Regions from separate parts of the Homo sapiens genome. Here region 2 is linked to region 1. Evidence: read pairs that join two places in POLR2A ChIA-PET (ENCODE). Cell type or tissue: A673. All regions are shown on one strand.

What was found. Peaks named below come from ENCODE experiments on the same cell type or tissue, not always from the same donor. Only the 100,000 strongest peaks of a DNase experiment are listed, where the experiment ranks them.
Region 2: POLR2A ChIA-PET joins it to region 1 with 6 read pairs; 2 of 35 experiments call an interaction of 5 or more read pairs at or near these places.

Annotation. Positions count from the first base shown.
Region 1 is chr14:71,471,457-71,476,456 of GRCh38, reverse strand. All of the region lies in intron 2 of SIPA1L1 (signal induced proliferation associated 1 like 1), which reads right to left. Among named protein-coding and RNA genes, the nearest start is that of SNORD56B, 76 kb to the right of the region's middle. In A673, no CTCF peak of the experiment used is centred here; a DNase peak (open chromatin) is centred at 1,956; H3K4me3 peaks cover 660 bases.
Region 2 is chr14:71,364,995-71,369,994 of GRCh38, reverse strand. All of the region lies in intron 2 of SIPA1L1 (signal induced proliferation associated 1 like 1), which reads right to left. Among named protein-coding and RNA genes, the nearest start is that of SNORD56B, 31 kb to the left of the region's middle. In A673, no CTCF peak of the experiment used is centred here; no DNase peak of the experiment used is centred here.

The sequences.
Region 1 (5,000 bases):
AAATATTTTTAGAGATACCACAAAACCATTTCTTTCCAAAGTTAACTGTTCAGCCACAAAAATATGACTGTTTAACAGCAAGAACGCTAATGTTCAACAGAGCCCAACAGTTCTTGCCATTTGGCTTCTGGCTTTTGAGACACTGATGTTACAAAGCAGGTGAAACATCCGGGAAACAGATGCATGAACTCGGAGTCATCCAAAATTTGTCCACTACAATCCAGGCCCATCTCTACCCCACCGGGTTATACATACCTCCTTCATTTCCTCAACAGGAAGCACCCAATACACATACAGTTTGTTTTAAAACTTGAAGAGTGTGTATACAAAAGGAAAAGGTCACAGAAACCAGTTTCAGCAGGAGCATCTGCACTGTGTCATCAAGACCACCACAACTGCGGTGCCTCTACAACGTGCCCAAATATGACCTACCTCACTGTAAACCTCCTGCTAGAAATGATGCTTTCCTCAATGGAGTAAATGAAAGTGAGGAACAGCTCTCAATTACACTGTTAAACAAAAATGATCCAGCCTTGGTTCAAAATGCTATGATAAAATAATTTCTTAACACTGCACTCTTTCTGTCCAAATACTATTAGTCTTCCACTGGAGGCATTTTAGCCTTTTTCAAGGAAACACAATAATAACCATTAAAAGGGCAATTTGGATGTTGCCCTCATTCCACTTTCACTGACTGCGCCTTCCCTTTTTCAGCTGTGTCCTATGTACATAGCTCTGGCCATTCAATTCATAAAATAACCACAAATGTGTTACATTGGAAGACATTTTGAAAGCAGAATTTTTGTTTTAATGGAGAAGCTACGGATAATTTTTTTCTTTCTAATTTTCTCTATTTTTCAAATGTTCCCAATATTGAAACATCAAGATAGGTGAAGAATTCCCTTTCCTCTACTCCTGACATAATTTGCCAAAAATTATGACAGTGACTTGTATTGGTTTTCAAATACAAGGAAAAATCCTACTGTTTGAAGGTATTACCTAATCCCCCACCACCATCATCACAAAGAGGAGGAGGGGGAAAGATACACTAAACTTTCCAACAACATTGTTCTCACCAATTAATAAAAAAAAATCAGTTACAAACATAAGGAAAGTCTGGTTATTTCTAAATGGGAGAGACTGCTTCTTGATGTGTTTAGCTTGCTGGAGAACAGTATGCAGGAACAGATAAGCTTTTAACAAACCTGCTTTTATTACAATATTTCAAGCCTGAAGTATATGCTATAGCATTCTTTAAAGACTGGTACTTCTTGGTGTTCTGTCAGACATGTACTTAAAAATAATCACCTGGTTACACATGACCAAACCTTGGCTCACATGCACAAGGAACACTGTTTTTTATTACATGTCAACAATAAACAGGGATGTCAAGTGACACCTTCACAGCAGTGCTTTCCCTTCTGTTGCCTAAGATGCTATTATTTCTATTAGTCTGAGTGGCCAGCAAAGACATTCTACATTCAAAAGAAAATTGACAGTCAGAATTTCACACATGCACACACACCTACACACACAAAATGTTCTTAAGAAAACTCATTCATTTTACACGATTTACAGCCTGAAATTTAAGGGTTTTTTTTCAGGCTGGAATATATTAGCAATGCCTACTGGCAAAAATGCAAGTTAGAAAATCAGAATTAAGAATCAACTATAAATAGCCAAATGAAGAGAGGAAAAACTGGAAGCTATTATGTGAAGCCCGAAGATACCAATCAGGGGAGGGATTCTGATGGGTCCTACGTACTGATAGGAGGGACTGATGAGCAGTGTGGTGCACAGCAGAGATGTCCTCACCTGAACAATGACAGGGCTGAACTGAGATTACTCCACAAATCCCTCACAACTAAATAATTCCCATTCTATAATTTTGGCACAAGATTGAGACCTTTTTATATTGTGATCTCCTTATAGGCTTTGTCTTCTTTATCACCCTGGCATGGTGCCTGGACCTAAGAGATACTCAAACAGCTGCAGAATAGAATGAATTAGAAAAGAAAGTCAATTACTTGCAAAGGACTGTATCTCCCAGTGGGCATTATCCACTGGTCCACTGAAGCACTCAGCACACTCCCAGTTGGCCAACAGCAGAATCACCGTCAGTTTGGAGGATTTTTGTAAGTGCCTGACAATTCCATGTAAAATAACTAAATTTTCTTAGACAAAATTCACTTTCCAGCTAACTTCATAGTTGATCATAGCTTGTACTGGGAGAAGTCTCAGCTCTGCCAACTATTTACGGCTCATTTTTATTTGCATTATCTACGTTACCTTCAACCCATAATTCTCTGTAGGAATCTTTATAAGCCAAGTGTCAATTTTGCAGCTGTTGCTTTAATTAAAACTGGTTAACATAATCTGTAAGTCTGATGAGTAAATGTAGCATGTCACAACAGGCTGAAAGCAAACAAGGGAATGCAGGACCCTTTGCACTATGGAAGTTCCACATAATCCCAGGATAGCTGCATTCAAAATAGGACACTTGTCATCTGACAGATGACATGAGCAAGGTTCCCAGTTTCAATCAAATATTAAATATTAGTACATTTTAGCTTATTTCTTAGAACAGCTTAATGACAGCTCTAATATTTTCTTCCTGTCCTTCAGCAAATGCACTTATTTGGAAAACATAGTTCTAGACTCCTTCTGAGAACATTTCTGTTCTCAAGTTATTTTTCTCCCATCACTTTGACCACATCACCCAAATCCTTCCTCAGCATTTTTAAAGTACCATTATATAAAAGAGAAAGCCCAGAATGATCTTCCTGTTTCGAAGACAGACTTACATCTCATCCAGTTTAACCTTTTATTTTCTATCCATGAGTAGTTCCACATATAGGATTTTTAAGGCAGATCCCCACTACTCCTCCTTTTCGCACCTAACTTTACAGAAGAAAAAACCAAAGAACAGTGCTAGAAATGAAAAGACCAATAAATTTGAATCAGAAAATCTGGGCTCAAATTCTGCCAGTACTAGCTGTGTAAAAAGGGATGGGGGAACAAACCTTTCTGAAACTATTTCTAAACTCAGGAAAATTCCACTTTGTTCCACTGTCTTGGTTATTATAAAGAGTAATAACTATTATAAATGATGAATAATGATTATGAAGATTAAAAGTAATTTTATTTCTAGACTTACAGTTATATATTATGTTATAATTATTGTACAGATAAAAGCAATTTTATTTTTATATGTACCTTTAATTAAATAAAGGTAATCTTGTTTATATCTTATTACACTTACATATGAAAGCTGAAAGTAATGTGTACTGTTTTCATTCATGGTCTCTCTTAGTCATTCTATGAAGCACCAACACTCAACAGCAACCAAATTTAAAAAGCCTCTCTTTAAAGTTTCATGTTATCCATTATTATAATATAATTATCATGTAATTAGAGAAATAACACCCATTTTAAGTGGAAAATTAAGCCAGGTGCTGTGGCTAACGCCTATAGTCCCAGCTACTCAGAAAGCTAAGGTGGGACGATCATTTGAGCCCAGGAGTGTGAGGCTTCCGTGAGCTATGATCACACTACTGCACTCCAGCCTGGGTGACCAAGTAAGACCCTGCTTTTTTTTTTTTTTTTTTAAGTTTTCATAGAATAAAGTCCCAGAAGTAATATTAGCAAGATAACCATTTTTAGGGCTCTTGGCACATACTAGATGATTATTTTTTACAAAGTTCACATAGTAAAAACTCACTTAACCAAGATAATAGGAAACTTGGTTTGGAAACTGAGAAACACTATATATCTCAGACATTTTATTTAAACTGAACATGTTATACATTCATTAACCAACTTTGTAATGTAAGGACAAGGCCTTTTGTAAGAATAATCAGTCTCCTGAATGACTGTTAGTCTAGTCATTCTTATACAAACCACCCAAAAAAGCATCATGACAACTTTCAATTTCCCTTTTTATTAGAGTATAGCACAAACTCAAAGCTCTCAAGAAGCAATCTGAGAATGCTTAGAGTAGTTTAATTATTTCCCCCCAATCTTTTATAGTCATCATGACCACACGTAACATATTATAACAGCAGCTTTGAGTTTGTGGTTTTTTGGATTTTTTTTTTTTTTGAGGCTTGCCTTTGGAAGCTTTCCAAAGTATTTAACATATTTTTGTAGAAAAATAATACTGATTTAATCAGATAACATAACATTTTAATTACGCAATTACAACAAGTCCTACTGACCAAAACAGGGTTTGCTACAAACAAAACTGACTCTTGATCAATATTCAAGTCAACCAGCTGACACAGAAGGACATGAGAGTCTAGACGGAGGCTGCCTGACCCAAAGCAGTGAGGGTGGTGGGCATCCATGCACTTCGCAGGAGGAGGTGGTCCCTGAAGAGTGCTCTCATCTCTCAGCACCTGGCACTTAGCATTATTTTAAAAGATATTTATTAACCCTTACGTGTATGAAGGTACGATACAAACACAAGAGGCCCTGAACTGCTTCTACCTTCCTCCTCTACCCAACCTCCAAATGTTGGGCCCCAGGGCTTGGAGTCAGGTAGGCCTGGTCTCTAGCACTCCTATCTTTTCTATCTAAATTCAATAATTAGCTGACCTCACCCAGTCCCAAAGATTTAAATGCCATCCAGAGACTGAAGACTTTGAAATGTAAAACTCTAGATAACATCTCTCCCAAGCACGTCAAACTTAACAGAATGTGGATCATCCAACTCCCAACCTGTTCTGTCCACCAGACCAATAACCACTACTACCATCCACACAGCCACTCAGGCCAAATGAGTAAGTTGTCCTTGGCTTTCCCATTTGTAACTCCATATCCAATCTAACAGTAATTCCTGTCACCTCTCTCTGTTTGTTTCCCTGTCTTCTGTCCTTAAAATGTAAGCATCTAGAGGGAAAGGACCCTGTCTTGTTCGAGGATGTGCCTCCAGCCCCCAAGGCAGTCCCTGACACACAGCAAGTCCTTAACTCACACTTTTTTCCCCCAAGACAGAGTCT
Region 2 (5,000 bases), 110 kb after region 1:
TCACAAGCATTCTTATACACCAACAACAGACAAACAGAGAGCCAAATCATGAGTGAACTCCCATTCACAATTGCTTCAAAGAGAATAAAATACCTAGGAATCCAACTTACAAGGGATGTGAAGGACCTCTTCAAGGAGAACTACAAACCACTGCTCAATGAAATAAAAAAGGACACAAACAAATGGAAGAACATTCCATGCTCATGGATAGGAAGAATCAATATCGTGAAAATGGCCATACTGCCCAAGGTAATTTACAGATTCAATGCCATCCCCATCAAGCTACCAATGACTTTCTTCACAGAATTGGAAAAAACTACTTTAAAGTTCATATGGAACCAAAAAAGAGCCCGCATCGCCAAGTCAACCCTAAGCCAAAAGAACAAAGCTGGAGGCATCACACTACCTGACTTCAAACTATACTACAAGGCTACAGTAACCAAAACAGCATGGTACTGGTACCAAAACAGAGATATAGATCAATGGAACAGAACAGAGCCCTCAGAAATAATGCCGCATACCTACAACTATCTGATCTTTGACAAACCTGAGAAAAACAAGCAATGGGGAAAGGATTCCCTATTTAATAAATGGTGCTGGGAAAACTGGCTAGCCATATGTAGAAAGCTGAAACTGGATCCCTTCCTTACACCTTATACAAAAATCAATTCAAGATGGATTAAAGATTTAAACGTTAGACCTAAAACCATAAAAACCCTAGAAGAAAACCTAGGCATTACCATTCAGGACATAGGCATGGGCAAGGACTTCATGTCCAAAACACCAAAAGCAATGGCAACAAAAGGCAAAATTGACAAATGGGATCTAATTAAACTAAAGAGCTTCTGCACAGCAAAAGAAACTACCATCAGAGTGAACAGGCAACCTACAAAATGGGAGAAAATTTTCGCAACCTACTCATCTGACAAAGGGCTAATATCCAGAATCTACAATGAACTCAAACAAATTTACAAGAAAAAAACAAACAACCCCATCAAAAAGTGGGCGAAGGACATGAACAGACACTTCTCAAAAGAAGACATTTATGCAGCCAAAAAACACATGAAAAAATGCTCATCATCACTGGCCATCAGAGAAATGCAAATCAAAACCACTATGAGATATCATCTCACACCAGTTAGAATGGCAATCATTAAAAAGTCAGGAAACAACAGGTGCTGGAGAGGATGTGGAGAAATAGGAACACTTTTACACTGTTGGTGGGACTGTAAACTGGTTCAACCATTGTGGAAGTCAGTGTGGCGATTCCTCAGGGATCTAGAACTAGAAATACCATTTGACCCAGCCATCCCATTACTGGGTATATACCCAAATGACTATAAATCATGCTGCTATAAAGACACATGCACACGTATGTTTATTGCCGCATTATTCACAATAGCAAAGACTTGGAACCAACCCAAATGTCCAACAATGATAGACTGGATTAAGAAAATGTGGCACATATACACCATGGAATACTATGCAGCCATAAAAAATGATGAGTTCATGTCCTTTGTAGGGACATGGATGAAATTGGAAATCATCATTCTCAGTAAACTATCGCAAGAACAAAAAACCAAACACCGCATATTCTCACTCATAGGTGGGAATTGAACAATGAGATCACATGGACACATGAAGGGGAATATCACACTCTGGGGACTGTGGTGGGGTGGGGGGAGCGGGGAGGGATAGCATTGGGAGATATACCTAAGGCTAGATGACGAGTTAGTGGGTGCAGTGCACCAGCATGGCACATGTATACATATGTAACTAACCTGCACAATGTGCACATGTACCCTAAAACTTAAAGTATAATAAAAAAAAAAAAGAAAGAAAAAAAAAAAAAGAATACCACAAAAATAAAACAAACAAAATGTACAAAAAACATAAAAGCTGCCCCAGAAAAGGTCTAGTATATTTTCTAACAACAACGAAAAAGTCTAAGTTCTATTCTGACTTGAGTAAAAAAGGTTTAAGATTTCACACTGAAGACATTTACTACTTAACCCCCAATGCCCCGGAAATAAATCTTTTAATAAGAATTAACTAATGTTTTAATTAAAAAAAAAAAAAAAAAAAGGAAGGCCGGCACGCTGGCTCATGCCTGTAGTCCCAGCACTTTGGGAGGCCGATGCAGGGGAGTTACCTGAGGTGAGGAGTTCGAGACCAGCCTGGCCAACATGGTGAAACCCCGTCTCTACTAAAAACCCAAAAACTAGTCAGACGTGGTAGTGGGCGCCTGTAATCCCAGCTACTCAGGAGGCTGAGGCAGGAGAATCGCTTGAACCCCGGAGGCAGAGGTTGCAGTGAGCCAAGATGGCGCCATTGCACTCCAGCCTGAGAAACAAGAGCAAACCTGTCTCCAAAAAAAAAAAAAAAAAGGCCGGGCACGGTGGCTCACACCTGTAATCCCAGCACTTTGGGAGGCCGAGGCGGGCAGATCACGAGGTCAGGAGATCGAGACCATCCTGGCTAACACGGTGAAACCCCGTCTCCAGTAAAAAATACAAAAAAATTAGCCGGGCGCGGTGGCGGGCGCCTGTAGTCCCAGCTACTAGAGAGGCTGAGGCAGGAGAATGGCAGAAACCCGGGAGGCGGAGTTTACAGTGAGCAGAGATCGCGCCACTGCACTCCAGCCTGGGAGACACAGCGAGACTCCATATCGGGAAAAAAAAAAAAAAAAAAGCAATGAATGTTCATTAGCTTTTTTATAAAAGTGAAAAATTAGAAACAGGCTAAACGTCCATCCAATGGGAATATATGAAAAAATGTATACAGCTATTAAAAGAATGAGAGAAGTTTATATATCCTTACATGGAATGATCGAAGACATGCTGTTAAGTTTAAAATAAAAAGGCACAAACACACAAAGTATTACTATTTATGTTAAGACAACCAAAAAAATGTATGTCACATACATACATATTTATGCACTTACATGCATACCAAAGGATTAAAAGTATGCAACTAACAGTGACCTCTGGGCATTATTCTGCATAATTTTGTGTTATTTGACGATTTCTGTGAGACCATATTTATATATTTCTTGTGTAACTTATAGATCCCAAGAAAAGCAAGCTAATAAACGCACTAGGTTAAAACTGAGTAAAAATAAGTTTTAAAAAGCACTTTATACTTTACAAAAATCCTTTAACATATTACTTAACTTGATCCCCACAATAAGCTTTAGAAATTACAGTAGTGTCCTTACTTTTAAAGAGAGAACAGACTCAAGTAGTTATTAATCCACAGTTAATAAATGCAGAGCCACACGCCTGTAATCCCAGCACTTTGGGAGGCCGAGGCGGGTGGATCACGAGATCAGGAGATGGATACCATCTTGGCTAACACAGTGAAACCCATCTCTGCTAAAAATACAAAAACAAAATTAGCCAGGCATGGTGGCGGGCGCCTGTAGTCCCAGCTACTCGAGAGGCTGAGGCAGGAGAATGGTGTGAACCCAGGAGACGGAGTTTGCAGTGAGAGATCACGCCACTGCACTCCAGCCTGGGCGTCAGAGCGAGCTCCATCTCAAAAATAAAATAAAATAATAAATGCAGAGCCAAAACAGAAACATGGTCCCAACTCTAAATTCAATGTTTATACTACAGCACCTCCAAAAACTGAAAACACTGGCATCTATACCAAGGCATTCTCTCTCTCTGCAGTGCTTCTGGTTCCTGTGAAAGTTCAAAGTGCAGAGGAAAAGGCAGTAGAATAGGAGTCAAAAGACCTGGATTCTAGTCTTGACTACACCACCACTAAGACTTCATGATAAGTCAAACTCCACAACAGTAATTATCTGTAGCTGCACAACAGATTCAACAGTGATGCTTTTAAAAAATACTAACTACCCAGGCCTGACCTCTAGAGATTAAGACTTAATTGGTCTGGGCTATCAGGACTTCTATTAAAAGCTCCCCAGGTTATTCAAGAACCACAGCTTTAAGACTTAGTAGCCTTGGCCAGGCACAGTGGCTCATGCCTGTAATCCCAGCACTTTGGAAGGCAGAGGCAGGAGGACGGCTTGAGCCCAAGAGTTCAAGACCAGCCTGGGCAAGATGGCAAAACCCCATCTCTTAAAAAAAAAAAAAAATTAACCAGGCATGTTGGCAGACAACTGTAGTCCCAGCTACTCAGGAGGCTGAGGTAGGAGGATGGCTTGAGCCAGGGAGGTAGAGGTTGCAGTGAGCCAAGATCTCAGCACTGCACGACAGCCTGGGTGACAGAGCCAGACCCTGCTAAAAAAAAAAAAAAATACTTAATAGCCTTGCCTGATAAAAATAAAAAATGTTAAAAACCATGTGTGCTACATACTTCACATAGTTGAAGGAAGAATGCAATAATATATAAACAACAAAATGCCTTAGAAATGCAAAGGAATTATTATTTATTAATTTAAACATGTACTAAACTTGTATGCTCCACTGGGATAGAGAGAAGCTGAGAAACTACCATGTCATCAAACAACTACTGAGCAGTGAGAAAAGGCACACAGACGACACAAAGGCAGTCATGACTAATAACCTCAGGGTCTCAAAGTGCCTACGGGCAATAGTGGAAAGAGGGCTTTGAAAAGGCCGTGCAGAGGAGACTCTTGAGCTAGATTTTGGCATTATCGACAGTGGGGCACAGCATAGGTAGGCAAGTAATTCAAGATGTTCTAGGCCCAGCAGGGTGGCTCATGCCTGTAATGGGATGAGCTGGGGCACTTTGGGAGGCTGAGGCAGGAGGATTGCTTGAGCCCAGGAGTTCAAGACTAGCCTGTGCAACATGTGAGACCCTGTTTCTACAAAAAAATAAATTAGCCAGGCATGTGATGTGGTCCCAGCTACTCAGCAGGCTGAGATGGGAGGATGGCTTGAGCCCAAAAGGTCAAGGCTGCAGTGAGCCGTGATCGCACTACTACACTCCAGCCTGGGCAACAAGAAAAAAAAAAATTGGCCTAGCATGGTGGCTCATGCCTGTAATCCCAGCACTTTGGGAAGCTAAGG